2 separate regions of the Homo sapiens genome follow, and region 1 is linked to region 2. A link is an interaction called in ENCODE POLR2A ChIA-PET data of the cell type or tissue named here. Cell type or tissue: Caco-2. All regions are shown on one strand. Each heading gives the region's core, and the rest is flanking DNA. Links, peaks and the distances in the headings are about the cores only. Region 1 overlaps SREBF2 (sterol regulatory element binding transcription factor 2). Region 2 overlaps ACO2 (aconitase 2).

Region 1 (8,398 bases), core at 136-8,135, 370 kb after region 2:
CCTCCTGGGTTCAGGCAGTTCTCTGCCTCAGCCTCCCAAGTAGCTGGGATTATAGGCACCCACCTCCACACCCAGCTAATTTTTTGTATTTTTAGTAGAGACGGGGTTTCACCATCTTGGCCAGGCTGGTCTTGAACTCCTGTCCTTGTGATCCACCCGACTCGGTCTCCCAAAGTGCTGGGATTACAGACGTGAGCCACCGCGCCCGGCCCACATGCTTAGTTTCTATGTTCCTGTAACTAATTTGCCCTAAATCTTGTGACAGAAACTTGCAATGTGGTGGTCAGTTCCTTTCTTTCCTGTCCCATCTGATGGCTATGGTTTAGGTCTGCTCTCCCTTCACTTATCTTGGGACAACCCCTAACCATCACCCTTGGGGGCAATGTTGAAGCTCTTCTTTCCCAGTTCTTGATTTTTACTCACTTATTTTAGTGGAGCACATCCTCCAGTGGCTTCCTGAGAAAGAGTACATTTAGGTAACTCTTCGAGGCCTTGCCTGTCTAAAAACATCTTTCTACCAACCTCATTCCACTTTGGTAGTTTGGCTGAGTTTAGAATTTTAGGTTGGACAGAGTTTTATGTCAGAATTTTGAAGGCATTGTCTGATTATCTTCTTGCTTCTAGTAGAGAAATCTGATGCCATTTCCATTCTTGATCCTTTGTGTGACCTGTTTTCTTCTCTGGAAGCTTTTGGGATCCTGTCTTTATGTTCTGAATTCCATGACAACGTGCCTTGATGTGACTGGGCCGACAGTCACTGTCCCAACTTGTTGGGGCTCTGGAGAGCTGTGTCTGATACCTGAATTCATGCAGTCCCCCTGCCATCAGCCTCCTTGTCACCTGAGCCTGCAGAGGAACTTCCAGTACCTGAGCCTTTCCATGGCACTGATTTGGGCCTCTGCTTGCTTCTCTCTGCAGACACCCAGTTTCATCTTTGGCAGAGTATCCTGCATGCAGTACCTGGCACTGAATAGGCACTCTGTAAAGGTGTGTCTAATGAGGGAAGGAAAGCACCTCAAGTTCAGTCTGGGTGTTCACACCATTGGGAAAGTTGGAGTGGCCAACTGGCTGAGCTAGGAGTGAGTGTTGGGGATGGTTGTGGTCAGCACACCCCTAGGAGGTGGAGGTGGGAGAAGAGTGGAAACTGACTTCACATTTCTCCAGGGAGGGATGCTTTGGAAAAACTGCTCAGTGAGATGAAGCACAGATCTGCTTTTCATCCCTTTTGTACCTTTTTAAAGACATAAGGTATGTTTTGACACTGGAGTATATATGAGGGTTGCTAACGTTTGGGTTGAAAGAGCTGCTGTTGTCCACAGCTTATTTATTTTCCACCCATTTTTGTCTCCTGGTCTCATCCAGTTACATTTCCTGGGATATGTTTTTGGAGGTTGCTCAGATCACGGCACTAGAGTCCCTTTGGGTTTCTCCTCCCTCCTCTGTCTATTTGGCCTCGCCCTTGACAAACATTCCCCACATTCACACCCAGGCCTTTGGCCTAATGTTCTTGAATGCTGCTTGCCTCTCATTGAATAGGCTTTTATGTAGCTCTCATATTCAGTTCATATTTTGGCATTTTAAAAAATATATATTTTTGCTTCTTTCTCAACTAGATCATTTCACTCCTCAAATTTGTAATTAAAAAAAGGAAATTCTCAAGCAGTTTTATTCAATTAGAACTTTGCAAATATCAAATTGTCCGTATCCTTCTGGATTCTCGTCTGAACATTGCTTATCTGCGTACATATCACAGTGTTTTCACATAGGGATTGCTGTATGTTGAAGTAGTTGAGGTGTAATAGCCATATAATCTAATGTGATCCATCTGAATAGGCAAACCCTTGCACACCTGTGTACCTGTTGAACATTTTCATCATTTGCAGTTTTTTCTTAACATAAGCACTGTTCTGAATACTTGTGAACAAGTCACTTGGGAGTTTGTTCATGGGCGTGTATCTTCCAAAGAGGAGTCTTCAAGTTCAGCTGGGTAACACACTATCAGCTGTAGCCCTTTCATTTTAAAAACATTTCCAGTGCTGCAAATTACTATGGTGATTGGGAATTACAACTTGGAAATATTTTTATTTTTTTAAAAGATAGTACATTCATATGAATCAAAATAAAATACATAAAAAGGTACTATGAAAAGTCTTGCTCCCGGCCCTACCCACTATCTGCGTAGTCCCACCGCTCCCTCACAAGTAATTAAATTTTTAGTTTCTTTTACCTGCTTCAAAATGTATTTGTTATTACAAAAGAAGCTAATAACAAATATTGATTTTAGTTTTTGCTTTGCTTTCCTTTTTGACTGAAAAAGTTAGCATGCTATAAGCCCTGTTCTTCTGTGCCTTGCCTTTTCCTTTCTGCTTACCAATGTATCTTATAGATCATCCCAGACTTTTTCACTGCTGCATGGTTTTCCATTTGATGATGCCCTGTAATTTATTCATCCAGTCCTTTTTTGATGGACATCTGAAGGTATTTTCAGTCTTCTGCTATTAAAAACAATGCTGCGAATAGCTTTGTAAATTCTTCCTTTCACACATGTGCAAGTCTAGAGGCAGGAGCGGTTACCAGAAGTGGGATTGTTGGATCAAAGCCAGGGTGGTGCTGTCTCCGACATAGTTGTCGCAAGAATCCAGTTAGGTAAAACATAAGAGGGGCTGGTCACAGTGGCTCATGCCTATAATCCCAGCACTTGGGGAGGCCGAGCCGGGTGAATCATGGGGTCAGGAGATCAAGACCATCCTGGCTAACATGGTGAAACCCTGTCTCGACTAAAAAATACAAAAAATTAGCCGGGCGTGGTGGCATGAGCCTGTAATCCCAGCTACGTGGGAGGCTGAGGCAGGAGAATCGCTTGAATCCAGGAGGTGGAGGTTGCAGTGAGCTGAAATCGCACCACTGTATTCTAGCTGGGACACCAGAGCGAGACGTCCGTCTCAAAAAAAAAAAAAAGATTATAATGGAGCTATTGCCATACCATCTAGGTGTGTGTAAGTATACTCTGTGATGTTTGCACAATGAAGCAGTTGCCTAATGACACATTTCTCAGAATGAATCCTGTTGTCAAGTGACACATGACTTTATTTGATAATGAATACAAGACCATTTCATCTTGATCCCAGATAGATACATTGAGATGCATTGATGTTCTCTAAGTGAACGTGACTCATCCTGTTCTTTATTAGTTATTGACTGTTTCCGTAGTCACCTCTACTTTTTGATCGTTCACCAGGTTTTGAAATCACTGTGTAGGCAGCACCCACTATGCAGTTCAAAACTTTATGTAGGCCTGTTTTGTACTGGGCTCCAGGTTCAGTGCTGGCAAATAAACAAGTTCCTTGTTCTCACAGAATGTGTATGGCCTTGGGTGCCAGGCACCGTTCCATGCCTTAACCTACATTCGTCTCATAATACGTTTTTGCATGCAATCTTTTCTTCAATTCTGTGGTATGCTGCAGGTGAAGAAACTGAGGCATAGATCACGTAGCTTGTAAGTGATGGAACAGTGGCCTAAATCCAACATGTGCAACTTTAGAACCCATGTATTTTTCCTCTGTCCCATGCCCTGTCTGATGTAAGCAGGCTTCTAAGTTGCAAATACCAGGTGGTGTGGTGTGCTTTGAAGCTATTTATTCAACATGTGTTTATCAAGAAGTGTCTGTCCAGGCGCAGTAGCTCATACCTGTAATCCTAGCACTTTGGGAGGCCAAGATGAGAGGATCCCTTGAGCCCAGGAGTTTGAGACTAGCCTGGGCAACATACCTGGACAACATAGTGAGACCCCATTTCTGTAAAAAAAAAAAAAATACAAAAATTAGCCAGGCTTGGTGGCACCAGCCTGTAGTCCCAACTACTTGGGAGGCTGAGGTGGGAGGATCACTTGAGCCTAAGAGGCTGAAGATACAGTGAGTCAAGATCACACCACTGCACTTCAGCCTCGTCAACAGAGCGAGACCCTGTCTCAAAAAAAAAAAAATACATACACACACACACACACACACACACACACACACGTATATGTATATATATTTTTTAAATTAAGAAAAAATGTCTGCTCTATGCTGGACACTTAAAGTGACTTCCCCTGGGTCCTAGGGTACTTTCTGAGCCTTAATTTCCTCTGTAAGGTGGGGGTTGGGTACCTTAGCTCACTTAGTTCTTGCAGCACCTATGATGTAGCTAAGGTACAAAAAAGGAAGAGGACAGGACCTAACCTCTTTTGGCTCTATTTAAAAATGAATGAGGAACTGAATGAACTTCAGTTTGCACATTGATGTAGGACTAGGGGACCTGTTTTTAGAATATGTTTGGAAATGTTTATTTTTTCCTTTTGAAATGGCTTTTGTAGGTGTGGTAGTGGGACACAGAGGAGCAGTCACAGAGTGTGGTGCAAGTGACCACAAAATTAAGGGTTAAACTTTGTTGACATGATGGAATTTTTTAGAGTAGCAGAATCCCAGAGCCTGTGCCTTAAGGTAAGGCTCCCTGGGGAACTTTGTTTAGAAATGAATCCTAAACTATCGAAGGGCTTGCAAACTAGAAAATTTCTGCATATCTCAGGCCTTGAGAATTGCTAATGGATATGTATCTAAATGTCCCTTACAAGCTTGCTCCTCCACGTGGCCCTGTGGAACAGGTCTGTTGGGTTCAGGATCTAGTTTGGAACAGTGATGAAATTTCGAGCTGCTGAACCAGATATGGAACTGCTTTGCTAACCTGGTGTCTGCCCAGCTTAAGCCCCCTCCATCCCACAGCTGTGAAAGGAAATCATGCTTCTTCCCAAGTGCTAACATTCCTGTGAGGCCTTACACTTTACCCAAGTCCTCCTGATACATTTGTCTTCCTAATAAGTGCTATAAAATTGAGGCTTGATTTCCACCCCCACCCCCCACCCCCACAAGAGTCCTGCTCTGTCGCCCAGGCTAGGGTGCAGTGGCACGATCTCTGCTCACTGCGACCTCTGCCTCCTGGGTTCAAGCAATTCTCCTGTCTCCTGTAATCCCGAGTAGCTGGGATTACAGGTGTGTGCCACTATGCCAGGCTAATTTTTGTATTTTTAGTAAAGATGAGGTTTCAACATGTTGGCCATGCTGGTCTTGAACTCCTTACCTCGTGATCCACCTGCCTTGGCCTCCCAAAGTGCTGCGATTACAGGTGTGAGCCACTGCGCCTGCCCATGGCTTGATTTTTATGCCCATTTTCCATGGACATAGATGAAGGCACTGAGACAGAGAAATTAGATGATTTGCCAATGCTTCCTATGCTGATGACGGGGAATGAACTTGGATTTTCTGATGTGGGATTCCATATTCTTCGCTGTCCTATGAAAATGAGGTGGGAGATGCCTTGATTCAGGAAGCCTGTCTGTCTAGGAGCCCCTTCTCTGGTCAAAAGTTGTTTTTAAAAAATCCTTGCTGCATTTCAACGTGAATGAGTATCCACTGTATTCATAGCACAGTGCTAGAAGCTGTTAGAGTTGAATGAAATGGCCTCTGCTTTCAGGGAGCTAACATGTAAACATCCAGTCATAATACATGGGAAAATACAACAGAGGCTATAACAGAGGAACAACTCTAAATCTTTGGAGGACTGAGGAAGGGAATTAGAAAAATCTTCACAAGGACTTTGGCATTTGGGCTGAATTGTGAAGGGTGAGTAAATAGGATTTTAGAAGGTAAAGGAGCAGGCATGGTGTTTATTTAGATAGATTTAGACAAAGTTGGGAATAATTTGGCATGCTCTAGGAATATGTGTGTCAGAGTACTGCATAGGACAGAGGTTCTCAAACTTGAATGTGTCTATGAACTCCCAGGGTATACCCCCAAAGATCTGAATGTGGAAGGTCTGGGATGTTGTCCAACAGGAACACCTAACTAGTGGAGGGGGCAGGATCAGAGGAGCCTTCTCAGGGATAAGCTGAGGTCTTAAAGGGGTGGAAGGAGAGAGCAGCTGTGTTCCAGGCTGAGTGAACAGCCATTTTGAAGGGCTTGACCAGTGCTGGTGCTCGAGTGTCTGGGTTTTGTGTAGACCACACTCTTGATAACTGTGCTGTTCGTTATCTTCCACAAACAGGGTTTTGGTCAGGTGCCTCCTTGCTTCAGTGTGTTCTTTATCAGTCAGGATTCTTGGTGATAAGCAGCAGAAACCGCTTCTATCTAGCTTGAACAGAAAAGGATTTGTTAGAAGGGTGGTTCTTGGAGTGACTAGAAAAGCTGGAGAGCCAATTTGGAAAATGGGCCAGAACCAAGGAGGCTCCTGCTTAGTACTCCTCCGCCTTCATGATCTGTATATTGTCTCTGCTTTCCTGGGTCATTCCCTCAAGGGTCGCACTCCTGGTGGGAGGATGCATTAATCAGAGCTGACTGGCAGGAAACCTTCCCTCACATGAGGACTGCCCAATGGGGATTCTCCAAAGGAAGATCAGGGTGCTAATGGGAGGGTCGGGTCTGATGATGGACAAATGGAACAAAAGTGGCAAATGCCCACCATGTATTCTGTGCCTTTCCTTGCCTCTGAAATAAAAGCAGTTTCTGCCGCCAAATATACATGGTAGCATTAAGTCAGGCCTTTCACAGGCAGCTCCATCTCTCCATTTTGCACCGTGCTGTCTCTACTTCAGCAGCTGGCAGGACATTTCCTGATACTGTGGTTTTGCTCAAACTATTTCCTTTGCCTGGAATACCCTTCCCTCTCTCTAATTTATAAACCCTTTTCATCCGTTAAGCTCGGTTTTCACTGCCTGCCAGGATGGATCAGTCCTTTCTCTGCTCTCTGACAGCCCTTTCTTTGTGAGGCACTTGTCTGTTCTTGCCCTTGTCGCAGTTTATGGAGTTGGTTAGGTTTCTCTTTCTTCTCTGTGAGCATGGGAGATGGGAAGAAAACGAATACTTTTCAGTCTTTGCCCTGTGCGGAGTTCCACACAAGGCACATAGGATCCTCCAGCTCCCAGCCCAGAGTACATAGTGTATGCAAATTTGAGTGGATGTTTGTATTTGTAGCGTGATTTGATAACCTGCTTTGCAAGTATTCTTTTTCTCTTTAGTTTTAGGGAGATTTGGGGGCATGGTAATGGATGGAAGGGTAAGATGGTGGGATGTTGGGGTCTTTCATTTTTGCCTGAATGGTTTAAGGGCTGAAAAAGGTTGAGATCTCTTGCTTTGTAGACTCTGCCCCCAGGAGGAGGACAGTTCAGGTGAAGTGGCTTGTGCCTGATTTTGTTGGCAGTGGGTCACCTGAAATGTGAAATGTGAGGGCCTCCTTTTGCAGAACAGGGTCATGCAGGATCAGTTCCTTGGAGTCTCACTCTGCATCTCACTCAATTTTGTAGTCTCCTGCTAAAAGAGAGTGAAAGAGGGAACAGTATGATGCCAGGGCAGCAGCAGGTGAAGAGCTGGGAGATACAGGAAAGACCTGGGATGACACATCCTTCTCTGTCTGAGCTTGGGGCATTCACTCTACTCATTCGTGAATGAAGCACTTACTGAGCACCTGTCCAGTGTCAGGCTGTCTTTGGTGATATCCGTATGATGATAGAACCAAAGCATCTGCATTATGTGGTAGCTAAGAGCTTGACTTTAAATCCCAGCTCCACCACCTGCTGACTGGGTGACATTAGACAAGTTACTTAGCCTCTGAGTGCCTCATTTTCCTTACCTGTAAAGTGGAGATGATAATGGCATCTACCTCAAAGTGTCATTGAGATTAAACGAAATTTGTGTAAAGTGTTTAATTGCTGATACATAGTAAGAGCTCAGCAAATGTTAATTCCTGTACTTTTTAAAAATTATTACTACTAATTTGCTCAGTTTTTCTTCTTGATTGTTGTTCTCAAAGTCTGTTTCTTTTATTTATTTTCATTATTATTATTATTTTTTTTTTTTTGAGACGGAGTCTCGCTCTGTCGCCCAGGCTGGAGTGCAGTGGCGCAAACTCGGCTCAGTGCAAGCTCCGCCTCCCGGGTTCATGGCATTCTCCTGCCTCAGCTTCCCGAGTAGCTGGGACTACAGGCGCCCGCCACCACGCCCAGCTAATTTTTTTTTGTATTTTTATTTATTTATTATTATTATACTTTGAGTTTTAGGGTACATGTGCACAATGTGCAGGTTAGTTACATATGTATACATGTGCAGTGCTGGTGCGCTGTACCCACTAACTCGTCATCTAGCATTAGGTATATCTCCCAATGCTATCCCTCCCTCCTCCCCCTGTATTTTTTTAGTAGAGACGGAGTTTCACCGTGTTAGCCAGGATGATCTCAATCTCCTGACCTCATGATCCGCCCACCGTGGCCTCCCAAAGTGCTGGGATTACAGGCGTGAGCCACCGCGCCTGGCCTTCAAAGTCTGTTTTTAATAGAGCAGTCATTTAAAAATAATAAGTGGGATAAGAGAGA
Region 2 (8,243 bases), core at 244-8,243:
CCTTGTTTGTTCCTTCAGCTAAGATGAATGAACAATATTATGCAGTTTGCACACTGCCTCCCAATAACCAGGCTGTCTCAAATAACCAACTAACACGGTTTCTCTGAGAAGCTTGTATATTTACCCCTTTTGTGCTTAGATACATTTGAGAAGTGATGGTTACTACCTTAATAGTCATGTATGCAAAACCCTATGCCTGTAGTCAATTCATTCCTACCTCATTCACCATATATTTACTGAGCGCCCAATGCTTGTTCTGGATACCGTGGTAAGCAAAGACAGTCCCTGTTCTCGTGGAGCTTCCACTGTATTCTAATGTACCTGACTGCAGAGGGCCTTGGAGATCTTTCTCAGCCAAATATAGTATTTTTCTTTCCTTGGCTGGACCAAAGGTGAAGGTAGATAATAGAATGATGGGTGTTACTCCCAGCACTAAGAGTACCTAACATTTATCTTACTGTGTATGACTAATTTCACATGACTCTGTGAGATGAGGCAGGCCTATTAGCCTGATTTATAGATGAAGAAACAGGATTAGAGAGCAAACATAGTGTTATGGTTGAGAGCATGGACTCTGGCATCAGGCAGCCTAGATTTGAATACCGTAATGACTCTAACACTCATGTAGCTGTGTTTTGGGTAAGTTACTCAACCTCTCTGCACCTGTTTCCTTGCCTTTAGATACAATAATAATAGTATGTCTGTTTCAATCATGTAATAGTTGTAAAGTATTTAGAACCCTGCCTGGTACTTAATAAGGGCTATATAATTGCTAAATAAATTTGTGGCAGGGTGCAGTGTCTCACGCCTGTAATCCCAGCACTTTGGGAGGCCAAGGCAGGTGGATCACAAGGTCAGGAGTTCGAGACCAGCCTGGCCAATATGGTGAAACCCCATCTCTACTAAAAACACAAAAATTAGCTGGGTGTGGTGGCAGGCGCCTGTAGTCCCAGCTACTCGGGAGGCTGAGGCAGAAGAATCCCTTGAACCCAGGAGGCGGAAGTTGCAGTAAGCCGAGATCGCGCCACTGCACTACAGCCTGGGTGACAGAGTGAGACTCCGTCTCAAAAAAAAAAAAAAAAAATTGCCTGGGGCTTTATCAGTAGTTGTTAGTAGGTATGGTTTGAATCTGGACATGTCTGATTCCGAAGCCTGAGGGCTTAGCAACTGGCACTATGCTGCTTCCCTTTGGCATCGAGCTCAGCCTGTGGATCAGGGCACCATAACCTCAGAACAGTGCCAAGTTGAATGTGTACTCTCGTTTGACAGTACCTGCTACCAGGTAGTAAGATTAGAAATAAGAAAATAGAACGTGGGTTTTGTTTTATTTTGTTTTGTTTTTTTAAAGAAATGGGGGTCTCGCTATGTTGCCCAGGCTAGTCTCAAATTCCTGGGCTCAAGCAATCCTGGCTTGGCTTCCCAAAGTGCTGAGATTACAAGCGTGAGCCACTGCAACCAGCTAAGGAGGTGAGATTTTTGAAAAACCACATTTATTCTCTGGTTTTTAGCATTTATTTTTGTGCATATGACTGAGTAGTACACAAGAGGGGCTGAGCAGTTGCAAGTATGTTTATTAGGTGTTTGGTTTTGCCTTGAGATAACTGGGGTGCTGAGGTTTCATGTGACCTTGGGGGAAGTCATGTAACCTCTTGCATATAAATTTGTGATGGCAGTTAACTACAAAAATATTTGGCAGAAACTCTGTGCCATGTTAAAATAAAATCTTGGTTTGAATTGTGAAACAGATGATTCTGGTTGTATGGTCACTGTGATAACCTTCGCAGATATCAGTTGTTATTAGAATTGAGTGAATGAATTGGTAAATAAGCTTCCATCTTAGATGTGGACAGAGGGAACAGACACACCATCCTGAGGATTAAGGGAGCACAGCATTACCTTTCAAACCAACTGCTTCACAGTGTTCTTTGAAAGCTTTGGCTGGGCTCGGTGGCTCACGCCTGTAATTCCAGCACATTGGGAGGCCAAGGCAGATGCATCACCTGAGATCAGAAATTCAAGACCAGCCTGGCCAACATGGTGAAACCCAATAGCTAATAAAAACACAAAATAAGCCGGGTGTGGTGGCACATGCCTGTAATCCCAGCCACTCGGGAGGCTGAGGCAGGAGAATCACTTGAACCCAGGAGGTGGAGGTTGCAGTGAACCGAGATCACGCCATTACACTCCAGCCTGGGCAACAAGAGTGAAACTCTGTCTCAAGAAAAAGAAAGAAAAAGCTTAATGTCTAGCACTGCCTAGCATTGTTCTAGACACTGGGGGTGCAGTAGTGAACAAGAATAGTGGGGCTTAAATTGTTGTCCTGGGGAAATTACGTAGAAAAATAAGAATATTGTATTACTGAGTGTTGTGGGGAAGATAAGGTAGAGAGAATAGGGGTGGGAACATGGCATTTTTAACTGGGGTGTTTGGGGAAGACCTCGTAGAAGAGGTGACATCTGAACTGGGACTTAAATGATACGAACGCAGCTGTTTACCATTTTTGGAGGAGACTTCAAATAGAAGGAGCATGTGCAGAGCACCCACCTAGGTATGAGCTGAGTGTGTTGAGGATAAGAGCTAAGGCCAGTGTTGCTACAGTGTCCTGAGGAGCGAAAGGTCTGAACAAGAGGCTGGGGCTAGGGTCAGGCAGGCTTCGGTAAGGAAATCCAAGTGTAGTGAAAACTGGGAGATTTTAAGCCAGGGAGTGATGTGATCTGATCATCTGGGCTGCTGCGTGCATGATGGACCATAGAGGGTCAAAAGGAGGAGGCAGGGAGACCAGTGGGGGACTGTTGGAGTCATCCCAGGAATGGCAGAGGAGTCTGGGACTAGGGATCTGGGGGGTGGAGATAATGAGATGTATTCAAAATTGGGATATATTTGGAGGCAGATGGGTTGGCGCATGGGAGGGATAGAGAATAAGGGTGACTCCTGGGTTTGGGGTCTTAGTAACTGAGGGATGGGTGAGCTTGATTGAATTCAGTGGTCGTGTGTTTGCAGTCATTTTTTTTTTTTTTTTTTTTTTGAGACAGGGTCTCGCTCTGTCACCCAGGCTGGGGTGCAGTGGCGCGATCTCGGCTCACTGCAAGCTCTGCTTCCTGGGTTCATGCCATTCTCCTGCCTCAGCCTCCCGAGTTGCTGGGACTACAGGCGCCTGCCACCACGTCTGGCTAATTTTTTGTGTGTTTTTAGTAGAGACGGGTTTCACGTGTTAGCCAGGATGGTCTCAATCTCCTGACCTCATGATCCGCCCGCCTCTGCCTCCCAAAGTGCTGGGATTACAGGCGTGAGCCACTGCGCCTAGCCTTTTTTTTTTTTTTTTTTTTTTTTGAGACGGAGTCTCACTCTGTCACCCAGGCTGGAGTGCAGTGGCGCGATCTTGGCTCACTGCAAGCTCCGCCTCCCAGGTTCACGCCATTCTCCTGCCTCAGCCTCCTGAGTAGCTGGAACTACAGGCGCCCGCTACCATGCCTGGCTAATTTTTTTTTGTATTTTTAGTAGAGACAGGGTTTCACTATTAGCCGGGATGGTCTCGATCTCCTGACCTCATGATCTGCCTGCCTCGGCCTCCCAAAGTGCTGGGATTACAGGCGTGAGCCACTGCACCCGGCCTGCACAGTACTTATAAAAATTAGCTAAGGGCAGAATCTCATTGATAAATTTTTGATTCTTTCATCAGTTCTCAAGTACTTTATTTCACAGGTGAGAAAGCCAGATGACGTCAAGTGTCTTACCCAGGGGCCCTCACTTGAGTCGAGTATGAGCATATTGTCTCATGTGGACTCTGTCCTATCTGGTCTTATTGTGAAACCTGGTGTGTGTCCAAGAGGGCCATCTTGTAAATGCTTACCTTTTTTATAAAAAAAAAAAAATTGTTTTTTCCTTTTTTTTTTTTTTTTTTTTTGAGATAGGGCCTCATTCTGTCAGCCAGGCTGGAGTGCAGTGGTGTAATTATAGCTCACTGCAGCCTTGACCTCCTGGGCTCAAGCAGTCCTCCCACCCCAGCCTCCCTAGTAGCTGGGACTAGAGGCATGTGGCACCATGCCCAACTAATTTTTTATTTTTTGTGGAGATGGGGATCTTGCCATGTCACCCAAGCTGGTCTTGAACTCCTGAGCTCCCAAAGTGCTGGGATTATAGGCGCGAGCCACTGTGCCTGGCTAGTGGGAAGAGAGTGTTGAGTCTTCCTTGGCTCCAGCTTTCTTTGACTTGCCTCGTTTTCCCAGCACCTGGTTTGGAAGGCAGTGGTGGGCTCTGGGCCTCTCAGCATGAAGGAAGGAAGGTATTGTAGAGAGACTTCTTGTAGCCTTTAAAAAGCAGCAAATGGGCCGGACGTGGTGGCTCACGCCTGTAATCCCAGCACTTTGGGAGGCTGAGGTGGGTGGATCACAAGCTCAGGAGTTCGAGACCAGCCTGGCCAATATGGTGAAACCCCATCTTTACTAAAAATACAAAAAAAAAATTAGCCAGTCGTGGTGGCGCATGCCTGTGATCCCAGCTACTCAGGAGGCTGAGGCAGGAGAATCAGCTGAACCCAGGAGGTGGAGGTTGCAGTGAGCCGAGATCGCGCCACTGCACTCCAGCCTGGGCAACAGGGTGAAACTCTGTCTCAAAAAAAAAAAAAAAAGCAGCAGATGGACCCTCAGGAGCCTTAGGAGACTTCTGCCACTGGCTTACTGGGTAGCTTCGGGCAAAGTCTCAACTCTCTGTGGTCCTGCAGTTAGTTACACATCTGCAAAACAGTGTAATTAATAACTACCCTTCAGTTAAGAAGGGTTCTGAAGGCCTAATATTTGAAAAGTTGTTTTGACTCTGTTTGATGTGTTATAAAGCATTGTGAGCCGGGTGTGGTGCCTCATGCCTGTAATCCCAGCACTTTGGGAGCCCAAGGCAGGTGGATCACCTGAGGTCAGGAGCTCAAGACCAGCCTGACCAACATGGTGAAACCCCGTCTGTACTTAAAATACAAAATTAGTCAGGTGTGGTGGCGCATGCCTGTAATCTCAGTTACTTTGTGGGCTAAGACAGGAGAATCGTTTGAACCTGGGAGGCGGAGGTTGTACTGAGTTAAGATTGTGCCATTGCACTCCAGCCTGGGCAACAAGAATGAAACTCTGTCTTAAAAAAAAAAAAAAAAAAGGCCAGACGCAGTGGCTCACACCTGTAATCCCAGCATTTTGGGAGGCCAAGGCAGGCAGATCACCTGAGGTCAGGAGTTTGAGACCAGCCTGACCAACATGGTGAAACTCCATCTCTACTAAAAATAGAAAAAAATTAGCTGGGTGTGTGGGTGGTCGCCTGTAGACCCAGCTACTCGGGAGGCTGAGGTACGAGAATCGCTTGAACCTGGGAGGCAGAGCTTGCAATGAGCCGAGATTGCGCCACTGTACTCCAGCTTGGGCAACAGAGCGAGACTCTGTCTCAAAAACAAAACAAAACAAAAAAACAAAAAAACACACACACTGCAAATAGTTTCTGATATTATTTTAGGAATAGGCCATTTCTAAGATTGAGAGTAGGGACAGATTTTCCCCTTGTAGAATATCTTCATTTTGGAAGTCTTGAAAGGTAGGGAGAATGGGCCAGGCATGGTAGCTCACGGCTGTAATCCCAGGACTTTGGGAGGCCGAGGTGGGTGGATCACTTGGGGTCAGGAGTTCAAGACCAGCCTGGCCAACATGGTGAAACTCTGTCTCTACTAAAATACAAAAAATTAACTGGGCATGGTGGCGTGTACCTGTAATCCCATTTACTTGGGAGACTGAGGCAGGAGAATCAGGTTCAAGCGAGTCTCCTGCCTCAGCCTCCCAAGTAAATTAAAGGTAGGGAGAATGGTTTCCATATTATTTATTTATTTATTTATTTATTTATTTATTTATTTTTTTGAGACGGAGTCTGGCTCTGTCTCCCAGGCTGGAGTGCAGTGGCGCGATCTCCACTCAGTTCAAGCTCCGCCTCCCGGGTTCACGCCATTCTCCTGCCTCAGCCTCCTGCGTAGCTGGGACTACAGGCACCCGCCACCACGCCCAGCTAATTTTTTGTATTTTTTTTTTTAGTAGAGATGGGGTTTCACGGTGTTAGCCAGGATGGTCTCAATCTCCTGACCTTGTGATCCACCTGCCTCGGCCTCCCAAAGTGCTGGGATTACAGGCGTGAGCCACCGCACCCGACCTCTTTAGTTTTATTCTGCAGCACCTGGGCCAGAGGAAGGGGCACCAGCTTTGGAGCCAGGCCTGGAATTCCACCTTGCTGCGTGACCCTGGGCAAAACAGTTAGCATTCCAGAGCTTCAGTTTCCTCATCCATTAAATGGGCACAATGCCTTCTGCCTCACAGGGTAGTCGTGGGATTGTGTGGATAAAGTACTTGGGGCAAATCCAGTGCAGGGTAGAGGCACTTGGTGAATATTCATTTCTGTCTCCAGCCCCTGCAGATGGCCCGCGGCATCCATCACCCCAGCCTTTATCCTTAGCTCATACGTTTAAAAAAGACCAGTTGTGGCCGGGCACAGTGGCTCACGCCTGTAATCCCAGCACTTTGGGAGGCCGAGATGGGTGGATCACGAGGTCAGGAGTTTGAGAACAGTGTGGCCAATGTAGTGAAACCCCGTCTCTACTAAAAATACAGATATGAGCCGGGCATGGTGGTGTGCGCCTGTAGTCCCAGCTACTTGGGAGGCTGAGGCAGAAGAATCGCTTGAACTCAGGAAGCAGAGGATGCAGTGAGCCGAGATCACGCTGCTGCACTCCAGCCTGGGCAACAGAGCGAGACTCTGTCTCAAAAAAAAAACCAAACCAGTTGTGAAAATTGCTTGTTCCTCCCATCATCTCCCCAGATAGCAGGTAAGTGGTAGTTGTTCAAGGAAACCTTTTTTTCAAGATAGAGTCTCGCTCTGTTGCTCAGTCTGGATGCAGTGGCATGATCTCACTGCAACCTCCACCTCCTGGGTTCAAGCAGTTCTTTTGCCCCAGCCTCCCAAGTAGCTGGGATCACAGGCACGCACCACCATGCCCAGCTAATTTTTGTATTTTTTGTTTTAGTAGAGACAGGGTCTCACCCTGTTGGCAAAGCTGGTCTCCAACTCCTGACCTCAAGTGGTCCAGCTGCCCCAGCTTCCCAAAATATTGAGATTACAGGCGTGAGCCACTGCGCCTGGCCAAGAAAACCCTTTCAATACTGTTTTAAAAGAGTTGGGGGAAGAGGTAGAAATGAATCTTTTGGTTTAGTTTTTTAATTCTCTAAGGACAACATTGGGGAAGTGAGCTTTAGAGTTATATTTGCAGTATTTATTTTTATCATGAAATATTCAAGTCTAGGCCCTTGGTGAATTGAGGCCTGGTGAGTATTTCTGCTTTCCCCCTGGAGAGATTGAGATGGTTTCTGATTGGGAGCTTTAATTCTGTGGGCATTTGTGGGACTTACCAAAGAGGTATCTAGAGTTCCTTTAAAACCCCCGCCCTGTCCCTGCCACATATCTTCTTTTTTTTTTTTTTTTTTTTGAGAAGGAGTCTCACTCTGTAGCCCAAGCTGGAGTGCAGTGAGTGACACGATCTCTGCTCACTGCAACCTTTGCCTCTGGGGCTCAAGCAATTCTCCTGCCTCAGCCTCCCAAGTAGCTGGGACCAGAGGCATGCGCCACCACACCTGGTTAATTTTCTTGTATGCCACACTTCTTTAGTTCCTTGTAGCCGGGCTCCTTGACCTTCTGCAGGGCATCTGTGGTTGTGGTATTTATAAGCACTCACTGTGTCATGAGTGTGTTCACAGAGCTCTAAGACAAGGGCCCTGTCTGTGGAAGAGCTTTTAGGGTGGTGAGGGAGAAGTCATCTAAATAGCTATAATACACGGTACTGAAGCAAGGAGTAGGTGGGGGAATTTGCTGGGTGGGACTAAGTACAGCCTCAGCCACCCGTCCTGGAACATGGATGTAGTGGTGGTGTGTTTGGTCCGCCCACAGACAATGACAGATGCCCATCCAGGCCTGGAGGAGCGGAGAAACGCATTACCCACCATCTGTTGAGCAATCAGGCCCTCTGTGCCAGTCACAGAACTAGGTCTTGTTTTACAAATATTGCCTCATTTGTCCTTCACAACAACCCTAAGAAGTACATATGAGTAGCCTGTTTCACAGTGATGAAACTGAGTCCCAGAGAGGTTAAATAGCTCCTCTGAGGTCACAGCTAGCACATGGATGCAGATTTGACTGCAGAACCCAGGCTTTTTACCAGTCAGCCAAACCGTTTC

What was found. ChIA-PET counts read pairs that join two places held together with the same protein. Peaks named below come from ENCODE experiments on the same cell type or tissue, not always from the same donor. Only the 100,000 strongest peaks of a DNase experiment are listed, where the experiment ranks them.
Region 1: POLR2A ChIA-PET joins it to region 2 with 16 read pairs; 2 of 35 experiments call an interaction of 5 or more read pairs at or near these places.

Annotation. Positions count from the first base shown.
Region 1 is chr22:41,840,047-41,848,444 of GRCh38, forward strand. All of the region lies in intron 1 of SREBF2 (sterol regulatory element binding transcription factor 2), which reads left to right. Among named protein-coding and RNA genes, the nearest start is that of SREBF2-AS1, 9.6 kb to the left of the region's middle. RefSeq lists an enhancer at 6,418-7,218. In Caco-2, for the core only: no CTCF peak of the experiment used is centred there; DNase peaks (open chromatin) are centred at 1,455, 4,665 and 6,055.
Region 2 is chr22:41,471,287-41,479,529 of GRCh38, forward strand. The region is part of intron 1 of ACO2 (aconitase 2); the gene reads left to right. Among named protein-coding and RNA genes, the nearest start is that of ACO2, 6.3 kb to the left of the region's middle. RefSeq lists a silencer at 4,996-5,105. In Caco-2, for the core only: no CTCF peak of the experiment used is centred there; no DNase peak of the experiment used is centred there.